Linked DNA regions of Mus musculus: all the other regions are linked to region 4. The links are chromatin loops, found by intact Hi-C in ENCODE. Cell type or tissue: heart. All regions are shown on one strand. Region 1 holds the start of Epb41l4b (erythrocyte membrane protein band 4.1 like 4b). Region 2 holds the start of Ptpn3 (protein tyrosine phosphatase, non-receptor type 3). Region 3 has its middle 20 kb from the start of Ptpn3. Region 4 overlaps Epb41l4b (erythrocyte membrane protein band 4.1 like 4b). Region 5 overlaps Ptpn3 (protein tyrosine phosphatase, non-receptor type 3).

Region 1 (5,000 bases), 79 kb before region 4:
GAGTTCGAGGCCAGCCTGGTCTACAGAGTGAGTTCCAGGACAGCCAGGGCTATACAGAGAAACCTGTCTCGAAAAACCAAAAAAAAAAAAAAAAAAAAAAAAAAGAAAGACTTGAGGGGTTGCTTGTAGACTTGATAAAACAACAGACTTTAGGGTCTGAAAACAGCAGCTGCAAATGAGCAGCTGTTGGAACATACAGTCCTGTAACTGTAAAATGCAAGGTTGCTCATGAAACGTGCAAATTCTGAGGTTGAAATGTTGGTGACAAGAACCACTGTGTAGTAATGTCTGAAGACTTATTTCTCCTCCATGTAAGAGCTAAATGGGGCGAGATCCATCGGATAGCGGGGCCTGATATATTGGAATCTCCATGCAATTCAGCATGCCACTGTCAGAGGCCATTGGGTCTGACCGGAGTCACAAGTGTGGGGATCTGGGCTCGATAACCTTAATGGAGCCTGGAGCTCAACAGGAGAGAAGCTCTGAATAACTACACACTCAGATGATGCACACCAGATGAATGAATAGCGTTGAAAGCTGTGATTCTCCAAAGCTGCATCCCTTGTAGCGTGCCTGCCTTCCTATTTGGCTGACGTAGAGAACCACAGATACAGTGACTTAAAACAACATTAAAGCGTTACTTTGCCATGCTAGAGGCCGAGGTGGATCTTACAGGCTGAAGCCAGTGTTTCATTCCTTCTAGACTTCCTAGGGCATAAATCACCCTTTACCTTTCTTGCTTCTAAGCAGTGGTTCTCAACCTTCTTACCTAATGCTGCAACCCTTTAATTCAGTTCCTCATGTTGTGGTGACCCCAACCATGAAATTATTTTCATTGCTGCTTCCTAACTGTAATTATGCTACTGTTATGAATCCCTACTTCAACCTTTTTAACTCGAGCGTAGAACCAAGCCCACCTTTGCTACATACAGTGAAACACAACGATGCAAATGCAAGATGCATAGGTGGACATCTTGGAGTGGCTACTCTGCTGCAGCATTCCTGGAGATAGCCTTAGAAACTAGTCAGCTGGCCTGGGCTATGCCAATTTGTACATAGTTTCTGTTCAATCTTGTTGTGGGGGTAAAGGGCAGAGTGGGTATCCAATGGTTTATTGTGTAGATGCCATTTTACAGAGTAAACTGTCACATGGGTGGTCCCCATAATATCAGAGAATGAATTCGGGGCAGCTGTCAGACCTTGGGCAAGCATATTACAAACCTAAGTTCTAAATCCATCTAAGTGAACGGGAATGCATAGAACTGTCTTGGAGAGTTGGAATGAGGAGTAATGAAGATGCAAACGGTGAAATCTAAGACAATGCCTGGCTTTCAATAAATGTCTCTTTTGGAATGAGTCCTACATTCACCCCCTGTCTTCTCTGTGTGCTTTGCTGAGGTCACTGCTTCCCCAACTCTTTCTTAAACTGTCATTTGCTTGCCAACCATGTTACAAGCTCCACCAGTAGCTCTGGAGCCCAATGAGTCTGTATGTCAGTCTCTTAAGCTCTCCAAAGCTCAGTTTCCTCCTTTGTATGATCCAGGTAATAACCTGTACGCTAACAGGCTAAATTAAGACATATGGAAAGGGCTTACCGTAATGTCTGGCACAAAATTAGGGCCTGATAAACAGTAGTGTTATTCTCCCCAAAGGCCTGGCCTCCTTTCAGCTTCATTTCCCACATTCCTTTCTGCAACACAGGACAACTCACTTGTCTGTGGGCAAACCCTGAACCTGTGGGCATTGATTGTTAGCAATTCGCTGTCTCCAGTTTGCTCCATGTGCCCTATGCAATTCATTCTTATGTTCTGCTTCGCTTCCCAGGAGTCTGTCCAACCTTGACCAACCTTCTCAGTAGCAATAGCTTATGCAGGACCTTTCCTTAATTCTGGGCATGGGCGAGGTCCTTGAAGCAGGGTGTCTCCAAAGGAGTATGGAAAAGTACTTCCCCTCCTCGCAGGCCTCAATTTTCTTGTTTGGAACGGGTCCGTTGGACTGGCAGGTTAAAGCTCCAGCCAGGGTTGAGATTTTAAGCAGATAGAATTTCATTAAGTGGCAGGGACCTTCTAGGTCGCCTACTCCACTTCTGCAGAAGGAGAAACTGAGTACGGTTGGTGTTTTGTTTTTGTTTTTGTTTTTCTTCCAGAAAGAGCCGTGTTTTTCTTTGCCCTAGGGGTAAGACTTCCCTGGAAGGAGACAGTCTTATTTTCTTCATCTGGTCAAGCAGGAGGAACTCTTGGACTTCTAGGGGGTCCTGCGCGCCCGGAAACACGTGTGTGCTCACCTACGTGTACGCACGTGAGCGCACCTACAGCAGCAGGGGGCGCTCGGGCCGGCAGGGGGCAGCACAAGCCCGGCGCAGCCCCGGGGGAGGAGGGCGTGCTGCAGTGCCGGCGGCGGCGGCTGGAGGTGCAGCCCTCCCAGGTGGGAGGCGGGGGCTGCGGGCGCAGGAAAAGGCGCCCCGGGAGCGGGCGCTCGGCGGGGGCCTCCTCGGGCCGGGCGCGGCGCGAGTGGGAGCGAGCGCGCCGGGAGCACGCAGGCGCTTTGCTCCGGCTGGCCCTCGGCCGGCGCGCGGCGCGGGAGCAGCCCGCAGCCGGGTCCCCCCGCGGCGCTCTTCGCGGGGCAGCGGCCACGCAGCAGCCGGCACCGACCGACCGCCCCAAGCGCGCGGCAGCGACAGCGGCGACAGCAGCGGGACGGTCCCCCGGGCCGCCTGTGCGCGTTCTCTCCCGCGCGGCTACTCTCGGCGGGCGCTGGCCCGGCCGACGCGTCCCGCGGGCGGCCGGAGCGCGGCGGCGGCCTCGGCTGGGGCGGGAGCGAGCCCCGGGCCGCAGCCCGCGGGAGGCGGCGCGGCGCGGCGGGCACTGACGGCGGCGCCGGGCGCTCCCGGGCGGCGGCGCGGCGGCAGCGCAGGGGGCGGAGGCAGGGGGCGCCCCCGGCCAGGATGCTGCGGTTCCTGCGCCGGACCTTTGGCCGCCGCTCCATGCAGCGCTACGCGCGGGGCGCGGCGGGGCGCGGGGCCGCCGGGCTGGGGGACGAGCGCGACGGGGGGCCGCGAGGGGGCCCGGCTGCCGCCGCCAGCTCCTCGGTGCTGCCCGCCGCGCCCGGGGGCAGCGTATTCCCGGCCGGCGGCGGGCCCCTGCTCACCGGCGGCGCGGCTGTGCACATCTCCGCCTCGGGAGCTGCCAAGGCCACCCTTTACTGCCGTGTCTTCCTGCTCGACGGAACCGAAGTGAGCGTGGACCTGCCGGTGAGTGACGCGGCGCGTGCGGGGCACTAGCAGCCTGCTCTGCTTGGGTCAGAACCCCCTGTCCCAGTCTTTCTTTCTCTCTGGGAAGCTACCCGGGCTGTTTTTTGGGGACCCCTCCCCCATCTTCTGCCAATCTTCCCCAGCCATGAACCCTCCCAGACCACCAGCCCGGGTATGCTCTGGGGCCCAGTCTTTGGCACCTTGCAACCGCAGGGTTGCGGCGCCCTTCTTTGGCGACCACCTAGGATTTTTGTGCCTCACTCCTACCCCATGCTATCCCATGCACACGTCCCTACGTCCCCTCCCCTTGGCGCAGGTGGCTGGCATTCCCTGCCAATGTTGGCCTTCGGCTGCTGGATTGAGTAGAATTTTTCAAGCGACGCAGGGCTGTTCCGGGGTATCCCGCTTTGGGTATCAGGCCTTGGTGGAGAAGAAATCCTTGCCTGCTGCTCAGCAGGTGCCCCAAGTTTGGGAAGAGGCTTAGGGAACAGTTTTGCCGCTCTGCCTTCTCCCGATTCCCCGTGGATGGCCCCCATAGGGAGCCTATCCCAAAGTGCTCCCTGGCTCACAACCTCGCAGGGAGTGGAGCGACTTGGGAGCCAACTCAGGCCAGGTCCGCTTTGAACGGAGAGATAAGCCTTGGCGTGCTGGGAGTTGGCCCCGGTCCCCTCTGGACTGGCCTACCCACTCTCTCCCACACCCGGCAGTTTGCGTGGTTCGTTCAGGGCATCCCGGGGTGGCAGCACCAGGGCCTGCGTCCGGTTCACACACCCACAGGTGGTTGCACCCGGGCCCAGTTCCAGTGGCAAGCTAGGCCAGCGCCAGTGTCTCCGACAGGGAGTCCAGCCGCCAAAAGAGCCTTTTTGGCCGAAGGGGCCAGTCAGATCCTATCAAACGCTGCACTAACGGGCGCCCACTGCGCTGCGGCAGACGGTGCCTTCGGGAATCTTTGGGCATGACTGAAGACACCGCAGTAATTGAGCTTTAGATGAGTTACAGATTGTCCGGAGTGTTTAGGCCTCCGGACAGTCTGTAACTGGGTGGTAGGAATTCGTTGGATTTAAGGAGAGAACACTTAACCTGTAAGGGTTTCAGATGGGAAAAATCAGCCTCGCTAGCCTAGGCTCTAATGCTGCTTCCTGTGGGTTAATTTGGAGACAGCTTCAATTTATGGTAGTTTCATTTTTGTGGTTCCTGTGCTCTATAGGAGAGCATTTTGTCACAAAAATATCCTCGCGAGGCCTTTTCATAGAAAAGGTGCCAACATTCCCCAGCCCAAAGCTGTTGTCTTTTAAAAAGCATGCATGTCACCGCTCCCCAAGAATGAGGCTCGCCAGCTCTGATGCAGAGAGGCAGCCTGCGAGTCGGGGAGCAGAGGCTAGGTGAGTGGGCAGCTTGGGTTGAGAGAGGCTGTGGCGCAGTTTGCATCTGGCAGAGGAATGATACCCCCGGGAACTTTGTCGGTGCTCCCTGCCTGGTAGTTTTCGTGGCTGTTCCCCAGGGATAATTGGCTTATAAAATGTATTGCTACTGTCAGGTTTGTGCGACAGGCTTAAGTGGTGTTTCTGAGATGAAAAATTGCAAACGGAGTAAAGTGCCTGTGTGCTAAAGAGATCCAAACAGGTACACAAACGAACAGGTTGGGAAGCTGACTGACTGCAGCTGGTGGGGTCGTGGGGGATGGGAAGAGTGGCCTCCTAAAAGGCTTCTCCCCCCCCCCCTTTTTTTTTATAAAAGGGCACAGAAGAAT
Region 2 (5,000 bases), 240 kb before region 4:
ACCAAACAAAACCCTGTCTCCAAAAAAAAAAAAAAAAAAAAAAAAAAAAAAAGTCACATATAAAACAACAACAAAACCACTTAGGAGTTAGAGGATAAATTTAAGGGAGAAAAACCAACTCAAACTCCCCAAACTTTATTATTATTGTTATATAGTCTTGGTTTTGGTTTTTAGAGACAGGGTTTCTCTGTGTAGCTCTGACTATTCTGGAACTCTATAGATCAGGCTGACCTCAGACTCACAGAGACCCACCAGCCTCTGCCTCCCAAATGCTGAGATTAAAGGCATGGACCACAGTGCCTGGCTTTAAAACTATTATCTGCATTCTTAGCAAGTGTGTCCGTGTCACCTTTCCACAGTCAATTGTTTTCAGCTTTTCCACTCATCGTTGTTTTCATGTTGCAGTATACTTTCATAATTTCATTTTTTATTGTGTGTATGTATGTATGTATGTATGTGTGTGTGCACACATGTGAAACATCAGAAGACAAGCTGCACAGTTCTCTTCCACTCTGACAGGTCTTGGGGATTGACTGAACTCAGGACAGAAAGCTTGGCTGCAAATTTCCTTACCCACAGACCCTGTAGTAGGGACCCAGCAAGATTTAATTGTAATAATTATTTCAACCAATGTATCAGAACACAATCAGTCATTACTCTACCTTTGAACATCCACTTGTTTCCAGTTGGGCATGTATAAGAGTGAGTTCCAGAAGAAGCCAGGGGTACACAGAGAAGCACTTGTCTCGAAAAGCGAACAAAAAAAAAATTTAATTCGTTAAAAAATAACTTTTAGAGCTTTTCAATGAAGTTCTCAGCTATTTTCCAGCTCAAATCTGAGAACACTGCTTTAAGCAGTGACAGCAAAGAAATGGTAACGATGTATTCCAGCAGGCTTTATTTAAACTGGACAGTTCTAACAATTCCCAGGTCCCTCACCTTAGCAGTCCAAAAAGTGTTAAAGGATGATGGATGAATGATTGAGATAGGCACTTAAGAAATGAGTCTGGGACAGGGCTTAGTTCACTGGAAGACATTCGTGCTTACTGTGTGCAAAGCCCTGGATTCAAGCCTCATCAAGGGGAAAAAACATTTAAGGTGGACTGAATAAATTCCCGTTCTTTCTTTTTTTTTTTTTTTTTCAATTCCCCACACTCCCCCGGATCCAAGCGTAGGCATTTGTATTATTTAGGGCACAGAGAGCGCAAGGCTTTGGTAGCAGATCACACAGCAGCTGGTAGAGGACACTGTGTTCAGTCAGCTGTCTCTGAATTTCAAGTCTTCCCACCATGCTTGGGGGAGGAGGGTGACCCAGTACTCCCTGCAGGGAAGTAGAAGACTGACGGCCAGGTGGGACTCAGTGGGCAGCTTCGCCAATCCCTCTGGGGGTTCTTCCTTCCGGACGCTGGGCTCCCATGGCTCCGAGCATGCCCAGTGCTCTCCCCGCCACTCCGAAAAGTGCTGCCCTGGCGCCCGAGCTCCAGGTTTTGCGTGCGATCCTAGGCGGGGCCAGGACAGTGCAACCCCTAGGACTCCGGGCTCTGTAGGAATTCCCCGGACGCGAGGTTCTGGCGGCGCCTGCAGCGGTGCACTACCTTGGGACAGAGACCGGGATCTAAGCCAGGAAGTCAGGCACGGCTGAGGGTCTCGTGGTGACATGGGAACAAAAGGTTCTCGGGATATCTAGCACCCAGGTCCGACCATAGAATCCTAACCATCTCTCCATCCTTTTGTTATCATATTCATTCAACAAAACGTTTTTAGTTCTTACTGGAAGCCAAGCGTCGTTTAGAGGCTGGGTCTCTTGAGAGGCGGAGTTACCGAGCTGACACAGAGGGGAGGTACTCCTTAAGGGGGAAATCTAAGTCGCGAGAGACAGCCGGCAACATACTCCAGCAGCCCCTCCGCTCGCCCTTCCGTTTCACGGGCACAAAGCTTGCGCTCGTTTTGTTTTGAGGTTTTTTTGTTTTTGTTTTTGTTTTGTTTTTGCACCGGCTTTATCGTCCCAAGAAAGCTTCCTTGTTTAGCTGCGTGACTGAATGGTATTTGTCACCTGATCTGGTTGTTCCACCAGCTCTCACCGGGCCACCCCCTATCTTTCTTGCCTGGCTCCTTTCCCCTGTTCTTAGAATTTATCACCTAATACCCTGCGTTGTTTACGGACCTGTTGTTTGTTGCGAGAAAGTCCCTTCTAAACTCCCAACAAGGGGCAGAGATTTTGTCTATATATTAAGTGTGAAGAACGTAAGTAACTGTTGAATGGATAAGTGATACATGCTTGGAGTGCGGTAATGGACTTGGAGAGGGAGCAAGAGGTCAGGGCTAATTTAGAAAGGTAGCCAGAAAGGTCTCTCCTACAAGAGGCACCTGAATGGTGAGAGGGCTCGAAACACCAGCAAAGCAGGGCAAAAGACGTCCTACCTCGAGGGAAAGGCAGTGTAAAGGTCTCCAGGCGGGTCAAGTTCAGAGGGTATGATGGGGAGGAAGGTGCAGTCGGAGCGCAGGAAGACAGGTGTGGGAGGAGGCGGAAGAGGCCGGCTGGAACGCCCGCCACTAGGGGCCCTATAGGCTTTGGGAAGGGCTAACCTGCCTGGTGTCCTAGGACCAGCAAAGGAGCCCTGCGACCCCCAACTCAGCCACGGAGCCGCTGGAGTCAGCGAGACCCCCAACTCAGCCACGAAGCCACCGCGCAAGGCTCGCTGTCATTTCAGATTCGTTGAGCGCCAAGCCCTTGCCATTCTTAGGCATGCAATCCGGGAAAGCCAGGCACACAGTAGGTGTTCAATAAATGCTAAAAGCACGAATGGCTGCGTGCGTGAGCCAGGGGACCTGGAGGTCTGCGGGAGTTTGGCAGGTGGTCTGCGGAGGCCAGTGGCAGCGTCCCACGAGTTTGCCCCGGGCCCGCCCCTGTCCCGGGTCCCCCGCCCCGCGCGCGGGCCCGTCGCGGCCACAGCCGGGCCGGCGGGAGCCGCCCGCGGGCTGCACTGGGCATGCTCAGACGGCGGCCAGGTCGCGGCGCGAGCGAGCTTCAGTGCCGCCCGCCCGCGCGACCTACCTGGGCGCCCCGCGCCCCCGGATGCTGCAGGTATGGGAGACTGGGTCCTCTGCGGGGAGGGTCGGAGCGCGGGCTGCTGCGATCGCGGACACGCGGGGCTTACCCAACCCCCACCCGGTCCGGGGCTCGGCGGACACGCGGGAGGACTAGCGGTTGAGCTGGTAGCCCCAGGTCTCCGCGCCACGTCGGGCATCCGGGGGGCGCAGGCCCGGATCACCTGGCGGGGCTGGGGCGGGGCGCGGGCGTGGGCGGCAAAAGGCTGGGCGTTCTGGACGCAGCGGCGCGGGCGTGGGCGTGCGCTCCAGTCTGGCCGAGCCCTGGGCTTGGCGCCGAGGTATCCGCAGCCCGGCAGAGGGGGCGCACCGCTGCGGGGATCCAGCTCTCCGCGGTCCCCGAAGCTCAGCCACCCGGGGCGAATTCCCCTTCAGATTGCAAAGATGGCATTTCCTGGGCCTGGCACGAACTCCAGTGCCAAACCAATCCGCCCCGTTCCGCGGGCGACCGGGGTGGCTTCTCTGGTAACTTGCGGTGTGACACTGCTGCGTTGTGCAGGGAGAGAGCGCGCCCGGAAACCCCCGCCCCCGGTTGCTGCCTCCTAAACTTATTACGAACTTGAGGGTTGCCTTTAAAAAATTCATGAGAAGTTAAGATAACTTGACACCTGGGTGTTCCGTGAAGGTACAGGGAACTTGTGGTTGGGAAACTCTAGACCTAGGTTCAAGTTGGGCTCTTCCCCTTGGCCAGCTGGTGACCTTGGACGAGTCGTTTAACCTCTCTGATCCTCCATTTCCTCCACTGCACGCAGGCAGCAATAATGCCCACCTCGCCTGGTTGGTGGTGGATTAAGTAGGATAAATGGTGTGGAGGTGTTTGGCTCCGTGCCCGGCATAAAGCAAGCGAGCAGTTGGCGTGATGTGATTTTAATTCAGTTAGAGACCCTCATGGCTCCCATTTTGTCAGGAAGGTAGAATTAGGCAGTCATTTTCTGGGTCTGTGTTTGTGCCCAGGAGAACGTCTGCTGAGGCTTTGAAAAAAGCAACTCCACAGAGCGGTGGTGAGCTGCTCTTGTTTAATGGCAGTCTTTGTGAGTTCCGAAACTCCAGAAGTTGACACTCGGGCCTCACAGAAAGAACTATTTTTGCAAGATGATCCATCTTGCAAATGTCGAAGCGGATGAATTGGAAATCCTGGTTGGGAAAAAGATGCATATTCTGCAAAGCTCTCATGCTTAACCTTATGTTTTTGGATTGGGGAGCGGGGGTCTCTTAGCTTCTCACAGCGGGTTTGATCGTTCTTTGTGGTGGCTGCTCCTTGTGCATTACAGAGTGCCCAAAAGCCTCTGCTCAGTAGGTTCCAGTAGCAGCCTGCTTCCGACCGTGCCTACCAGGAATGCCTCTATATAGTGTCTGGGTTGAAGTGCCTCACCACCTCCACCCCTCCCCCACCCCACCCCCCGTGTCGTCCCTCTTTCCCCTTTTAGTAGAATTAACTGAGTGAGATAGCCTCCGCCTTCTGTGTAACCTAGGCTAAATGAGGATTTCATCTGGACTTTTGTTTTCTTTTTTTTCAATGATAATATCGAACCTTTGCAGTCACCTTGCAGAGCTGTGCTAGGTATGTGGACTATCTCATTTCAGTTTTACAGGTCTCCCTCTGAGACTGGTGTCACGATCCCATTTTATAGAGGAAGACATTGAGGCTCTGAGCAGGCAACTGTACCGTCCTGGGTATGACTGGGATGGAGGAAACCATGCTTCTGGTTCTGGGGGCAGAGCTTTTTCTTCTGGATAAGACTGCCATGTGTGTCTTACACAGATGTCTTTCCCGATGATTAAATCAAGATCTAGATTGTATTGGAAAACGGAAGCCTTCCTGAGATTGACTAGTTGAAAATTAACAATGGTAAGCTATTTTCTGACTGAGAGTAGGCCATTCTAGTTAAATA
Region 3 (5,000 bases), 260 kb before region 4:
AAAGGCCTTGTAAGAGTCTGAGCAAAAGATGGTGAAAGCCCGGCCAGGGATAGCCATGATGGGAAAGGAGGTAAGTGGAGGGATCAGGACAGATGTGGGAGGGGAAATGGGCAGGCTGGATGAGGCAAGTGAGTCACAGAAGTGAACAGAAGTCTGAGTGACTGACATAAGGCACACACACACTTATAGCCTACTCATGTGTCTGTGGGTTCATGAGGCTCCAACTCGCTCAGCTGGCCTTGGTACCTGACGAAAGGTCGTGGCGCACACCTTTAATCCCAGCACTCAGGAGGCAGAGGCAGGCAGATTTCTGAGTTCGAGGCCAGCCTGGTCTACAAAGTGAGTTCCAGGACAGCCAGGGCTATACAGAGAAACCCTGTCTCAAAAAAAAAAAAAAAGGTCAAAATCAAGTCAGCTTCCATCCAGGAATCCAGGCAGAAGGCATACCAGCCACCTGTAGCACCTGTGGGTTTGGAAACCCCAGCACGGTGCCGTGAGAGCCTGTTAGGAAATGTCGAATGGCCATTCCCTTGTTGAAATTAAGACCCAAAGAGGAGTTGAGTCTAAGAAAGAGACTCTCTGAGCAGAAATGGTGAGGGACTGTGGGTACTGCCTAACAATAATGTAGTCTAGAACAGGAAGCCAGACCAGTTCCAGGGAGGCACCCACAGAAGTAAAGAACACAGAAGAGAGAGAGAGAGAGAGAGAGAGAGAGAGAGAGAGAGAGAGAAAAGCCTCTCTGGGGAGGCAGGAGAAGATGCAGAGAACCTTCTCAAGCATGCTGAGTGTATTGCCGCTGAGAGGGTCCAGTAGAGGTATCAAAAAGGCATCTGGCTAGATGGTCCCCAGGGCTCAGTAATGATGGGGTGAGATCGTCTTGGTGAGTCACGATCGTGAGGTTGGTCAGGAGAAGGAATGAGATCACCCATGGAGATCTGTGTAGCCCTGGATATCCTGGAACTCACTCTGTAGACCAGGCTGGCCTCAAACTCAGAAATCTGCCTGCCTCTGCCTCCCAAGTGCTGGGATTAAAGGCGTGCGCTACCACGCCTGGCTAGGTTTTGGGGGGTTTTTGGAGGGGGGGTTGGTTTGTTTTTTTTGTTTTTTTGTTTTTTTGTTCTTTTTTTTTTTGAGACAGGGTTTCTCTGTGTAGACCTGGCTATCCTGGAACTCATTCTGTAGACCAGGCTGGCCTCGAACTCAGAAATCCGCCTGCCTCTGCCTCCCAAGTGCTAGGAATCATTTTTTTTTTAAGATAGCAAATGAGTGTTGGGGATTTAGCTCAGTGGTAGAGGGCTTGCCTAGTAAGCGCAAGGCCCTGGGTTCAGTCCTCAGCTCCGGAAAAAACAAAAAAAAAAAAAAAACAAAAAACAAAAACACAAGGTAACTAAAGATAGCAAATGTGGAAGAAATTATTTTTTAAAAGACAGCAAATGTAGAAAACACTTTCAAGGAAACCCAATAACCTGTCCCTACCCTTGTAACTATTCTTCAGGGATAGAGGATGGACCAGGAAATCAGGAAGATGACTTCTGCCACGGTACAGATCAGCCCAGATAGAATTGGAGGACACCAGGGAAAACACTAACCAAGCTACAGATAGAAGGCTAAGTCCCTCTCAAGAGCCACTCAAAGTACAGGTTTCTTGTCGAGTAACACGCAAACCGGAAGTGCACTGAGTGTAGCATCTTCTCAAAGCGAGCACACCTGTGTGAGCAGCTGCATCCTCCAAAGCCCTCCATCTGCCCCCTCTGTTCGCTGATGCCCTGAACCCCAAAAAGTTTGGAACTAGGGAGCTTCCTGTATCGGAAGCTTCCAACCCCTCACAGCTCCTCACCCCCAAGCCTTCTTTAGCTCACTAAGCTGCTTTGGTTCATCTGTTCTTCCGTCTGGTTGTCATCCTTTGAATGAACTTGTTTGGAGAGCTCATGTGCCCTACGCTGTACGCAGGGGGCAGGGAGAGAATGCAAAGGCAAGCGACACCAGACTTCGAGCTAAAAAGACAGGCATGCCCAAGGGCAGTTGGCAAACAGTCCGGTGACCGTAATGACGGAGTGGTGTGGAGTTTGGGTGGAGAGGGTGTGTGCTTGAACAGTCAGGCGGCAGCACTTAGGAAAATAATTGGAACTGTGTGGGCGAGATCAGCAGGACTTCCAAGTCGGATGCGATGGAAGAGCGAGAACTGGCTTTCTCTTTGTTACATTATGGACTTCTGTGGATGAACTTGGTCGCTCACAGCTGATTGTCAGCGGAAAAGCTGTAGCCCTTGCTTTCAAGAGACCCTAACAAATCAGATCAACAGTGCCTCAGCTGAACAGTAGAGGGCGCTGAAGACTTGTGCTTGACGCTAAAATTACGCACCCCCTCCAGCACGCTACCCCCCACCCACCCACCCCCCCACACACACAAATTTCATGAAAGTTCGCTGAAAATAGATAAGGATGTAGAGTGTACGGAGCATGGTCAGAGTCACACAACTCCTCAGGAGCAGAGGGAGCCTGGTCGCCCAAGTTCATTCAAGTCACTCAGTACTGCTCTCAACTTTCCCAAAATCTCAGTGCCTAAAATCCAGGTGCTTCACGCACCTTTTTGTTTTAATTTCCTTCTCTCCTTTTCTTTAAGAGATAGTGAAGGGACAATGAGCCATGGTGTAGAGGTGTATGTATAAATGTCTTGCAAATGGTGTATGATTGGCCTGTGCGTTCCTTTCCTTCCTGCCTCTGAATGAAGTCGGTGGCTCAAAACATGGGTGTCTTGGTTTGAGTGTAAGTTCTGCCTCTTCTTGGTGTGATCCTAGATCCATATTTCCAAGTCTTTGAAGCCCCTGACTGTAAAGCCTGCTGCTGTTCATGTCCATACCTCCGAGACTGTCTGTAAAACGGAGAGAACTGATGTAAACTTGTTCCAAACAGTCTCCAGCAAGGAGCAGGTAGGTGCTCCATCGAACTGTATCCCTGTCGGCTGTATCCGTCCTCCTGGTCCTTTGTACCAAGTCCCAGCTCTGTCATAAACGACACAGGTCCCTTCTCTGTCACCAGCCACGATCATTGCATTCTTCAAACAAGGGCCATAACCCCACTGCTATTCCTACTTCTACTACTACCAAAATTAATTACTTTAGTTCATTCGGCAAGATAGATAATTTTCTGCTGTCATACTATGCTTCAGGAACAGTGCTGGGTCCTAAAACGAGACTGATGAGTGGGTCAGAGTCTAAGAGTCTAGCAAGCAATGGTGCTGTAAAAGCTCATAGTTGTAACAAATTCTCAGAGACCATATTAGAAAAGGGCCTGGTGCTGTAGACAGGTAATATCAGCTACTCTAGAGGCTGAGACAGTGGGATCACAAGGTCCAGGGCAGCCTCGACGACTCAGTGAAACCTTATCTTAAAGGGGGTGGAGGGGTGGGGATGGAGAGTTGTTCAGTAGTAGAGTACTTACCTAATATGCTCGGAACTCTGGGTTCAATCTCCAGGTTTGTAAATAAGATTGGAAAAGGAAGCACTAGAAAGAACACAAGTGGGAGGGTCCCAGGACCACTGCTCTCCCCACTGTTTTCTTCCTAACAAGAGGAGGCAACATGTCATCATTTTTTGAGGGCTACAGAGTTTGTCAGGTTCACCCTCCCATGTCAGAAGTCATTCACAGGCTGGGGAATCCCAGTGGATCACCTAGGGCACATGTCAGACACAGCTCTTATCTCTACCTCAGGGCTCCCAGGCCCATGACGCCTCTTCATCCTCTCTCGGATGCCCTCCACTGAAAGCCAATGGGGCCTAGCTAGTTAGGCTGGTATATTCAGGGCTCCTTGAAAAGAAGCCAAAGTTATGACGACTGGAAGATGGTAGGGGGTTCCCTACCAAGACAGGTGGGCTAGAAGAGGGAGCACCTCACAACTCCAGACCCAGTTGTCCCCTTCTTGCCTACCACTTAAGGTGCAGGGCATGGTTCCCTTTCTCCCGGCATCCAGCCTCCCAAGAAGCTGTGGCTAGCTAGGTCCCTGCAGGCAGGTTCTGTGTCTGTGTTTTCTCTGACCCCAGTTCCTGGCGCAGAGCCTGGGAGAGAAGGCCTCACTCAGTCAATGTTTGCCAAATTGAATTGAACCGAGCTGCACGGAGGCCAGAATTATTGACCTTTCCAGGCAATGTTTTTGTTTTCCTGTCTTTGCAGGAAGCACGGGGCACACTCAAAAAGGTAATCAGAGAGTGTGTCGTGGAGAGATTACTGAGAGAGGGGGCTGAACAGGTTCAAGGAAATAAAGATGAGAAAGCATGTGGGCATCTGCAGGCATGGGAAGCAGTTACTGCTTCCCCAAACGTAAAGGCCCAGAGGAGATCTGGGGAAGAACACGGCAAGCTGCCAAAAGGCAGCCAGTGGGCGGGGTGAAGTTAAAAATCCACCCCACATTCTCCTTCTCCACTCTCCCGCATCCTGATGCTGTCTCTTGTTGGCTGGACCCAAATAGAAGCCAAAAAAGCCCAAGGTACAAGCCATAAAAAGCAGCTTCTTTAGGCTTAGAGAAAAGGGTTGAAAGTCAAGAACACAGGCAGATGGGGGAATGAGGAATGCCCGACACAAGTGAGTGGCTTTCCCCAAAACACTCTCTGCTCTGCATTGGCATCAGAACCGCTTCTCTTTTTCTTGTTGGTTGGTTGGTTTTAAGACAGGGTCTATCTATATAGCCCTGGTTCTCCTTGAATTAGCTCTGTAGCCTAAACTCACAATGATCTACCTGCCTCTCTCTGCCTCCCAAGTGCTAGGATTAAAGGCACACTCTGTCATCTTATTAACAGTCTATGGCCCTGTGGTGGTTGGTGTTGTCAACTTGATAGAATTTAGAAATCACTCAGGAGATGGGTCTCTAGACATGTATATGGGGGATTAACCTTTTTTTTTTTCTTTTTTTGGTTGTTTTTGAGACAGGATTTCTCTGTATAACCCTGGCTGTCCTGGAACTCACTCTGTAGACCAAGCTGGCCTTAAACTCAAAAATCCACCTGT
Region 4 (5,000 bases):
ATCAGGCCCAGGCATTCAGTCTCTCGGCCCAGTGTTGTGTTCCTTCCAAGCAGTACCAACCAGGGTCTATGCCTTCTACCTGCCTATCCACCTCTGCTGAAGCCCTCCATAGCCCACCCTGTCACAGCTGTTGTGGGTAGCCCTGTCTGGCCTTCCGCAGCCAGCCCAGACTCCTTCCATTTGCTTATGTCTCCTGTTGGAACCGGTGTTCAGTTCCCAGCAGCTACAGTGTAAGCAGTTGCCCTTAGGTTCCTGTTAGTGCAGCTTGCCCATGCTTGTCCATCTGGAGCTCTTTGCCTCTTATCTGCTTGCTACAGTATCTTCCACTTTGGGAGCCCCTCCTCCTTTGCTTTTAAGTTGGAAGCTCCCAGCTCCAGTGGAATTCAGCTCTTTGTGTTAAAACCATGTGGCCGGCATTACTAGAATAACCACCTTCTCCTAACACACTTGAGTAGGAATTTGGCATCTGTAGACTTCAGAGATCCTAAGGTGACTCTGGATGGATGGTATGTGCCTTGCTTCTCAGATGGTCATTTGTTTCTGCTTAAAGGTGACTCCTAACTTGGAGTCCTATATTAGTCTCCCCCACCCCCACCCCATTGCTGTGACAAAATACCCAGTACTGTCTACTCTATAAAGTAAAATAAGTTCATTTAATTCATAGCTCTGGAGGTTCAAGAGTAGTGCTGGTCTCCGCTCAGCTCTGGTAAGGGATTTGTGGTGTAAGAACAGGAGTGTATGTGGAAGGAGAGATTACATGGTGAGATGGGGAGCCAGTACACAAGGGTCCAGGAGAACTAACCAGGGTCCCTCTGAAGACCCCTAAAGACTCAATCACCTCGCTGTTGGGTGGCCAGCCCTTGCAGGAGAGAGAATAAAAATAAGAAAGTAAAAACAGCCCCACCTGCCGTGACCCCGCCCTCTTCTGCCTCCCCTTGCATTTGCTCCCAGTGACCATCCAGGGCTGTGCTTGTTCATGGCAGATCTGCGGGCACTCTAGGCATGGATCTCTCCACAGGGTTGCTAGGAGACCCTGTACTTGGCCAGTCTTAGCGTCCCTGTGTCGTCCCATCAGAGTTTGGCTATAAGTGGACTGGACACTTCATGATGCTGTCTGAGAAGGGTTGTTGGAAAGGGGATAACACAGCAGCACTGTTCGTTCTTAGAGCTACAGAGTCAGCCAGCTGCAGAGTCAGCCATGTTCTCAGTGAGGACACTTGTCTCTTGAGGTGGGGCAGTTCTTCATTGTCCCCGAAATTCCAGTAAACTTGGCTTCTCTCTTCTGTTATTGTGACAAGCAAAGAGACACACATGCATTCCTCATTGTGGACAGAGTACCTGAGGTAGCATTAAAGTAGGAGATATACCAAGGAAGGGTCTGGAATCTCCTTTTATCCCCAACTCTGTGGATGAAGTTTCTGCCCCTCTCTCTGGTGAATCCAGTGTGTTTAAAAGCACGGAAGAGCAGAGGGCCTAGTTGTAGGTTAGTCATTCTCTCTTGTTGGAGTCTTAGTGTGTGGAGCCTGGTTATGGCTGGCTTTGGGCTAACCACCCAAACCCTATGGGTTTTGGTATCCCCAAAAGAGACAAAGAGAAGGAGGTTGCACCAGGTCAGGACTGAGGTCTTCCTGCAGACATGCCCCTCCAGATCCCACGCTCTGCGCCATGTCGTCTGGGGGTGCCAACAGGCACTTTGAAGGAGGAAAGAATGGCTACAGGAATACAGAATAGGCAGGCAGCATGAGAGCCTCGCAGGGCCATGAAGATTGAATTGAACAGAATTGCAGAGAATTTCTGTAACAGAAAGCAGGCCACTGCTTATTAACCACAGCAGCAGGGGCAAGGAGGAGGAAGGAAAGAAATAATTAAAAGATTAATGGTTGCACAATTGAAGTGACTTTCAGGTTGGGGGAGCAGATTTTACCCCATATCAAGTTTAGCCTTAAGACACCCCATGGCTTCTGACAATGTCCCGGGCTGCTGCCCTCTGCAGGTGAGAAGTGGAATGACAGCCAGCCAGCTACCCTGCTAGGCCCATCCAGGCGTCACACTGGTTTCTTAATCTTCTAGGGAACAGCTTCCTACTCTCCTTCCTTCAGTCCACTCCAGTCTCCAGTCTCATCAAATTAATAGGTCCTCCTAATGATGTTACTGTTTATGCACCCACGATACTGTTGCTTTCATTACTCTGTCCTTCCAGCCCTGTGTGTGTGCCAATGTAGCTAGGCTGTTACGTGTGTCTGTCTGTCATCATCTGTTTGTCAACAACAAAAGTGGCTTCTGAAGAGAGAAGCCACTCAGCCCATCTTCCTTGTGAGAGGAGTGTTGTCTGGCCAGGGCATGCTGGGTAGACTCCTTTGAGTCAGATGTGGCACCTGGCCTCCCAGATCCTTCTCTGGAGATGGTATTTGGTGAGCCAAGCCCTAGGTTCCAGCCCCCAACACCTCCCCATCCCCCTTTGTTAGGGAAGAAAGGAGATCATCCTGGGAAAGGCCCAGCTGCCCCTCCCCCCAGGGCTTGGTTCCAGCTTCCTATTCACAGCCCCCTTGGCCTCTGAGGTGGGTGCCCTTGCTGGAGAAAGCAAACTGTGTGCCGGCCATTGAAATCCAAAGGTCACTGAGTAATCAGCTTTGGTGTTTCCTTTCCAGCCTCAGTACCATCCTGACGTCCACCCCAGCCAGCCCCGGTGGCGCCCTCACTCTCCAAATGTCAGGTGAGTTTTCGAGCTTACAGAGACCTGTAACAGAGACCTGTTTTCCTGTCCTCTGGAAGGCCCCCCTGCACACCGCAGGAACAACTCCTCAGGGCGATAGGACCAGGGCAAAACCAGATGTTTTTCACAGCAAAGGAAGCAAGGGACCAGTCTGTGAAATAACGAATTTTTTTTTTCTTTTAGTTCTAACCACAAATATTTTGGTTTGGTTTTATATCAGAGATGTTGCTTAAGATTTCCAAGTAACATTTTCTTATTCTGAGAATTTATGTTCTTGGAATGAGAGTGAAGTTGTGTCGATAGCGATTTCCTTTTTTTTTTTTTTTTAAGGATTTTTTTACCCCTTAGGAATAAGGGCAATGTTTCTTTGGTGGCAGTGTTCAGCCAAGGAGAGTCTGTATTTTTAGCTCTGTGGTTGCTGTCTGAAGACAACAACAAGCAATGAGGATTTGTGTGAGAACACACGACTATATCCCAGTGAAACCCGATTCACAATAGGTGGGATTTGGCTAGAGGGGTATCAGTATCCCCTGCACTGCCCTAGGAGTGACCTGGCACCTGCCATGCTATTTGGAGTCAGGACCATCCCTGGGGAGCAGACGTGTCCTTAAGATTTGCATTTTTAATGGGTCTTGATTGGCATTGATGCTTCCAGCTCTTTCAGAAGCATGGGTGGTGACTTCAGGCTGTGCGAGGGGGAGCTGTGAGCCTTTGCTTCGGAGGAAGCATGGAGAAGGAGCAGTCGAATCAGATGTGGCTTGAACAAGTTGGGCAAAAGCTCATGGGGATCATGTGACACAGTGGGGGCGGTCTTCAGTAGTAACACATTGCTATTCACGGAGCATTTTAGGGCAGAATATGTTAGTGGGGTGATAATTCTAAACCTTAGTGTGACTCAGACGAAGGTGGTTTGTTTTTCAGACATGACAGGTAGTCACGAGGCTTAGAGGAGGTGTCATCTTGTTACCATTGGTCTAACCAGATTTCATACCCGGCATTCTCCCTCCATGGCAATCCCACACCGATTCTTTGCCCGGAGGCAGCAGGTTCCCTGATGGCCAGGCTGATGCCAGGATTAATTGTCTGCTGAGAACCACGACTCAGCCCCATGCTAGACCTTCTATAGTGGGACCCAGGTGGCACCCTGCACTCTCTGTGTTATAGAGCTCTCTGGAGCTGCATCCTGAGGAGAGTTGATTGGTCCACACTTGTGGCAGATGCTATCCAAAACCATAACCATGCACATCAGATTTAAGGAGGCTTCCCCCCATCTAGCTTTCCCTAGATTGCCCTGACCGCTAGACACCCCTTGCAAAAGTATAACTTTGCCAGAAACAGCTTTTATGAGCTTCAAAGTTGGTAGACGATCACAGTGGGGTTTTTTTTTTTTAACCTTCTGAAGTCACCTACTACTACTTCTGTGTCAGGCACCCCACTCACTCCCCCATCCCAACCCCTGTTTCCTTTGTGTATGCATGCTTGACCACGCTCATTTCTGAATTGTCTTCCATTCTCCCAGTAACCATTCCATCTGCAAACAAAACAAGCCATGTTTTCAGGATGACAGGCCACACTGGAAAACCTCAGCCAGTGGAGATGGCAGCCACTTTGACTATGTCCAGGACCAGAACCAGAGGAACTTAGGAGGGGCGTACAGTGTCACGTACCGGGACAAACTCATGACCGCACTTTGAGAGACTGAAGCCTCCTCCGGTCACCACCATGGTGCCTTTGCATTCCATGAGGAGCGTCCTGGCATCGCATGAATGTTTTTGTACAAGTGTCATTAGTGCTTTTCGTGTCCCTGTAAACATTTGAAGATAACAGATAGCCATGATTTACTGTGGAATGCATTCTCAATTATGAAGGTAGCTAAAGGCTCAGGAATCGTTTTGATATGCTGGCTTTAAAACTGAAGTCAAAGTCTCAACCATCATGCTGTGTATCCTGATAGTTTTGTCATTTATCCAGTGGGGCCACATAAAGCAAACCAGCAAGACCAAAGCTTGGGAAAATAGCTTAGCACATAGGACTGTTTGTAGGAGTGGAAATCGACAGGGACCAGCCTCCCTTGCCGTGTGACCTTAGCTAAATCATTCCCCTTTCTTTGATTTCATTTCCTCCCTGAAAAGAACGGGCTGGGCTAAGTGATCTCCAAGGTCTTCTATTCTGTGATCTGTTAAGATTTCACTTCTCATTTGGGGTGAGAGCATGCATCCAGACTAACTCCCCATAAGGACGACTATAATACCCCTTCTGTAGCAGAAGCTCAATAAAGATTACAAAA
Region 5 (5,000 bases), 210 kb before region 4:
TGTGCCTAAGAGCAAACCCTGGGGTCTGTACACATGGCCGTGTGTGTGTCTCACAAGCATGTGCAAGCGACCCACCTGCTTTTGCTTTAGGAGTGCTGGGATTAAAGGATAAGCTCTCACACCTGGTTTCCTCTTATTTTTTAAATTACGTGTAAGTGTGTGTCTGTACCCATGTGATACCTCCTCTCACTCACCCAGGAGCTTGTAGATTCTCCTCAGCCAGAGAGCCCGCCTGCCTCCAGGGTTACAGATGGCCATGTTGCCTGTTTTTTTTTTTTTTGTTTTTTTTTTTTTTTTGTTTTTTTTTTTTTGGTTTTTGGTTTTTGGTTTTTCGAGACAGGGTTTCTCTGTATAGCCCTGGCTGTCCTGGAACTCACTTTGTAGACCAGGCTAGCCTCAAACTCAGAAATCTCAGAGGCTGGCTCTGCCTCCCAAGTGCTGGGATGAAAGGCATGTGCCACCACGCCCGGTTTATGTTGCCTGGTTTTTATGTAGGTGCTGGGATCCGAACTCCCATACTCCAGTCCTCAGGCTGGATGCTGAGTGCCTTATCCACAGACTCATCTCCGCACTCCTGTAAAGTTTTATCTGCAGAAGGCATTCTCACTTCCTTTAGAATGTTCGGGCACCTTATCCTGGTTCCAAACCAAAGCCTGGGGGCATTGCCTGTCAGGCGGAGGCAGTGGTGGAAGAACTGGTTTATGTTTTTCCTGGGAGAATCATAAAGCATGTGATGTGGTTGTTAAGGGCCTGGTTGATTTCCCTCACCCCCACCCCTCCCTTCCTGCACCAAGACTAAATTGTTTTAAAAAAAAATGCAGCCCAGCTTCCATGATCCCAGCAAAAAAAGAAAAAAGAAAAGGCAACACTGATATTCTCTCAGCGGCCAAATAAACCTTCTATGTCCCATCCATTAAATATTGATAATTGATGAGAATTGGTATTGATTTGGTGAGTCATCACGAGGCTGATGGGGACGCTGTGTTCCTTTCTGTGCTAGAAATCTCCCTGTCAGGCAGATCCATCATCTGTTGATGCTCAGAATTAGGAAGAAAAAAGAGGAAGGAAGAAAGCTTTCTTCAGCCCAGCAGGGAGGAAGGATCAGGACAAAGAAGCTGAGCCGCAGAGAAATTGTTACATAGCCAGCCGGAGAGTGATTGATTGCACAGTAAACAAGAACACAGCCAACCTGTGTCTCCCCCTAAGTCGTAGGGTTGGAGGCAAGAGCTTTCCTCTGCTGGCCACTAGATGGCAGTATTGGCAAGGTCAGCCTGAATGTGATTACCTGGGTTGGCTCTAGTCTCGAGGTTCCACGGTTCACTAACAGAATACTCAACACATTTGTTTATAAATCCAGACTGTTTTCTTTTAAAAGATCTGGTTGTGGTGGGGCATGCCTTGACATCTAATAGCACCAAGATTTTCAAGTCTCTCCTTTACCACATCGAAGCATCTAGGCCAGCCTAGGTTATATAAGACCCTGTCTCAAATAAATTAAATTAAATGGAATCAATATCCATTTGTCTTTTTCTGAAAGTCTTATGGCCTTAAGTTTCTGCTATCCCTGCCTCCACCTACTCCTGAGGGTTTGGGGTCACAGGTGGATGTTGCCCAGTTTATACAGGGCTGGAGATCAAATCCTGGTCCCTAGGCCTGCTATACAAACTGAGCAACTTCACCGAGCTCCATCCCTGGGCCCTGAAACGTGCATTCTCAAAGTAAAGGCCCAATTTCTTTTTCCAGAGGCATATAACAGCTATAGTAGCAACTGCCTTTGAACACCAGTGAGTTGCTTTAAAAGGGATAACATTATAGAAATGAAGTCTTTATAAATGTGTGAGATATTTGACATTAAGATAGCCCTACAAAATCTGGATTCTATAGTCAGTTCCTGTTCACATCAGAAACTTAGCATTGATTAAGAGCCTTATGTTCAGGCCTTGGCTACATGAGACCCCGCCTCAATGGTAATAAACAAACAGTGCCTTTTAATGCATGTCTACTCCCTGTCCATGCTAGGCACCTATGTATTCCCTCTGCAATATTTACTGAGCCCCAGCTGTGTGCATAATGAGATCATGCTTTTTCTATAATATGTTCTCAGAATATCATCTTTGATTAAGATCTGAATCACAGTAGAACCCACAGCCAGTGTTCCCGCTACCCCAGTGCTCTTTGATTTGAAACACTGTGCAAATAGGCTCAGCTCCCATGATGTCAGTGGCTTGGTCTGCAGCTGTGATGTCCCTGGTTCCTGAGGCCAGTGTGTTCCTGTTTGGGTTTTGGCTTTGTTTGGAATTAAGAGGCTTATAAAGGAAGCCATAGAACCCCCGAGTTCCCCAATGGCTGCGGTACAGGAAACAGGGCAATCTGTCAGCATCTATTGTCCAGCCAGATTGTTTAAGACACAGTTTCAAGACAATCTGGAAACACCTCCTGGCTCGGTAATATGTAGTTTAGCATCTATGTCAAGCAAGCTCTTATCAAGGTTTGTTTTAGGGACAATTGCCGGAAAAATATTCTGCAGTTTTCACGAAACAACTTTTAGTGACACTGTCCTTAGGTTCCAAGGCCTTCGTGTGACAATCAGGGAGGAGGGAAAAGTCTCCCTAAATATACTCGGGCCATGCTGGGAAGCATCACCAGCCACGGTTCAGTTTTCAGTGCTAGGATCATCCCTGATGCTAGCTAGCACAGGGATAAGAGGTTGCCTGGGGGAAATGGCCTTGCAAAGCCCTGCCTGTGGTTGGCATGCGGCTCCTGTTGCTTTCCTTCCCGGCTTCCTCCTTGAAGACCTTGGTTTTCTGTTCAGTGTCTGTGTGAGGATACTTTATCTGCCCTGCAGACCTCGCTGTGTTCCAAGGCCAGCCGTGTGAAGAGCCACTGTCTGGACCTCAGCGATCTCAGCTTCCAGACTGCCCTTTGAGGGGTTCCTAAAGGCCCAGGGCACTGAATTCCCATGGGAGGTGGGACCGAGAATCATCTATAGAAGTTCCCAAGGAAGCTCTGAGGGCCGCTGCCCATTAATAATAATGTACTTCCTAACTATGCTATTGTATGTTAAAAGAACACAGTCCACCTGGGATTCTTAAAGGAGAAGCCAGCGACAGAGCTGACATATTCAGTTGCGTGTGGGATAAAGCATTCGGGAAGACATTTGTTGTCTCTTGATAACTTTTTGTATTACTCAGAAAGTACATCCCTGATTCCAGTGACATTTTTATTGAAAAGGGCATGGTGGAGGTGGTGGGTGAGTGGGTGGAAATCTCTGTGTGTGTGTGTGTGTGTGTGTGTGTGTGTGTGTGTGTCAGCTTTCTTCTTTTTTCCTGTTTTTTTTTTTAGTACTATCAGTCTCCAGGAAAAAAATTATTAATATTTGAGGTTTCCTGTCCCGAGCTAGTTATAGAACTTTACCTAGAGCACCTTGAATTTATTGCTAGGGACTCAAAGCACAGCTTCTGTCGTCCTATGTACCTAGTCTGTGGTCCTTGCTATCCCAGACGTTTGATTTTTTTTTTTTTTCAGTCTCTGGTCTGCTCTGCCCTCCTTCCCACAGGTGAGCGACACATCTCTCTTCCCACTGCCTAGGTCTTTACATCTGGTCCTGCCTTGGTATCTGGTGCTGTCTCTCCGGGTGTCTCTGCCTTGGTCCCCCAGAACAGATGGACCTTGGATGGATAGCTTGAGCATCGCCTGGAAGACTGGGAGATGCTTAATTCTTCATGCATTTATTGGTTTATTTAACGTACTTAACGGATTGCCCGTCAGTGTTGAGTGTCAGAGGCCCAGTGAGCCAGAGTAGCACCCGACCTCACGGAGCTAGGCTGGTAGTAGGAAATGAAGTTAGAAACCCACATCATGACTTTTAAGTGCAGAATTACAGTGAGCACAGTTGAGAGTCTAACACATTGGCTGAGAGACCCAGGAAGGCTTCCCCCAGGGAGTGGTGTGTGTGTGTGTGTATGTGTGTGTGTGTGTGTGTGTGTGTGTGTGTGTGTGTGTGTAGAATGGTCAGAAAGCAGGGAGCACGGCATGGGGGAGGGGGAGCACGGCATGGGGGAGGGGGAGCACACCCTGGGGGAGGGGGAGCACGGCACGGGGGAGGGGGAGCACAGCATGGGGGAGGGGGAGCACAGCCCCCCTCAACCTTCATCTGCATTTGCGCCTCCTCCAAACCGCTTAGTCTCAAGTTCTCCCTGAGCGCATCCACAGGATGCTGCTGCGGCCTTTGTGTTCAGTTGCCAATCTCTTTATTCTGCCTTCCCACTCTTGAGCTCTCTAGTAAAACCAGCTAAAGACGGAGGGTCGGGGTTGGTGAGGCGGCACAGCAGGCCGAAGCGTCTGCCCTGCCTGACAATCTGAGTTCAATCCCTGGGACCCACTCACGTGGGAGAAGGAGCCACCGGTCTCCTGCGAGTTGTCCTCTAGTCTCCTCAGGCACACACAAGCACACACAATCTTAAGATGTAAAAACAAAACAAAAAAAACCAACGTGGAGAGAAGCCATACAGCAGCAACCTCTGCTGACCTCTGGCTTTCACTTGTAGGCATCGCTGCACACATACAAAAGCATTCAGGACCATCCAGAAGCGGCCACTAGTCAGTACCTGGAATTGTGCCTGGCTTCTTAACAGTAACCATTAAAGTAACATTAAAGAAAATCCTGCTTTGCCCACAGCAAGGATTCATTTCTCTGCTTGGCTACATACAGGTGCATGATCTGAGCATGCCATGATTTACCCATCCTTCAGCCGATTGGAATTTAGATCTCTTCCCATCTGCTGGTATTATGAAGAGTCTTGTACGTATATATTTGTGAATGAAATGTGTTGTTTCATTGGACACATACCTAGGAATCAGATTGTCATATCTTGGAACGTGGTGGTGTGTTCAGCTTGGTAGAGATTTTCCCCAACAGTTTGCCAAAGTAGTTGTGTTAATTTAAGATATATATGTATGTATGTATATGTGTGTGTGTGAATAGACTGTCACTGTCTTCA

The links. A loop is a pair of places that touch in the nucleus more often than their neighbours do. Peaks named below come from ENCODE experiments on the same cell type or tissue, not always from the same donor. Only the 100,000 strongest peaks of a DNase experiment are listed, where the experiment ranks them.
Region 1: it touches region 4 in a loop (9-fold over the local background); 15 of 42 quality-filtered maps call a loop at or near these places.
Region 2: it touches region 4 in a loop (2.1-fold over the local background); 3 of 42 quality-filtered maps call a loop at or near these places.
Region 3: it touches region 4 in a loop (11-fold over the local background); 7 of 42 quality-filtered maps call a loop at or near these places.
Region 5: it touches region 4 in a loop (13-fold over the local background); 12 of 42 quality-filtered maps call a loop at or near these places.

The regions. Positions count from the first base shown.
Region 1 is chr4:57,141,098-57,146,097 of GRCm38, reverse strand. It overlaps Epb41l4b (erythrocyte membrane protein band 4.1 like 4b), which reads left to right and starts at 2,942. Exons shown (of 25, transcript NM_001355492.1): 1 at 2,942-3,250. The coding sequence starts at 2,945. LOC108168956 reads left to right here and starts at 1,447. Exons shown (of 2, transcript XM_017320489.1): 1 at 1,447-1,492; 2 at 2,107-2,840. The coding sequence starts at 1,447. The coding sequence ends at 2,840. In heart, a CTCF peak has its summit at 2,323 (motif pointing right); DNase peaks (open chromatin) are centred at 2,367, 3,287 and 3,867; H3K4me3 peaks cover 2,352 bases; H3K27ac peaks cover 1,559 bases; H3K27me3 peaks cover 3,672 bases.
Region 2 is chr4:57,298,366-57,303,365 of GRCm38, reverse strand. It overlaps Ptpn3 (protein tyrosine phosphatase, non-receptor type 3), which reads left to right and starts at 2,997. Exons shown (of 26, transcript NM_001384115.1): 1 at 2,997-3,085. It overlaps Gm12536 (a long non-coding RNA gene), which reads right to left and starts at 3,627. Exons shown (of 3, transcript XR_003955208.1): 1 at 3,056-3,627; 2 at 663-1,595. In heart, CTCF peaks have their summits at 2,569 and 3,420; DNase peaks (open chromatin) are centred at 1,535, 2,535, 3,045 and 3,435; H3K4me3 peaks cover 3,455 bases; H3K27ac peaks cover 1,915 bases; H3K27me3 peaks cover 735 bases.
Region 3 is chr4:57,318,073-57,323,072 of GRCm38, reverse strand. It overlaps a transcript of Ptpn3 not described here. Among named protein-coding and RNA genes, the nearest start is that of Ptpn3, 20 kb to the right of the region's middle. In heart, a CTCF peak has its summit at 2,294 (motif pointing right); DNase peaks (open chromatin) are centred at 2,152, 4,002 and 4,342; H3K27me3 peaks cover 779 bases.
Region 4 is chr4:57,062,512-57,067,511 of GRCm38, reverse strand. It overlaps Epb41l4b (erythrocyte membrane protein band 4.1 like 4b), which reads left to right. Exons shown (of 25, transcript NM_001355492.1): 15 at 2,649-2,713. Among named protein-coding and RNA genes, the nearest start is that of Gm34738, 15 kb to the right of the region's middle. In heart, no CTCF peak of the experiment used is centred here; a DNase peak (open chromatin) is centred at 1,991; H3K27ac peaks cover 197 bases.
Region 5 is chr4:57,271,541-57,276,540 of GRCm38, reverse strand. All of the region lies in intron 1 of Ptpn3 (protein tyrosine phosphatase, non-receptor type 3), which reads left to right. Among named protein-coding and RNA genes, the nearest start is that of Gm12536, 26 kb to the left of the region's middle. In heart, no CTCF peak of the experiment used is centred here; DNase peaks (open chromatin) are centred at 1,210 and 2,260; H3K27me3 peaks cover 295 bases.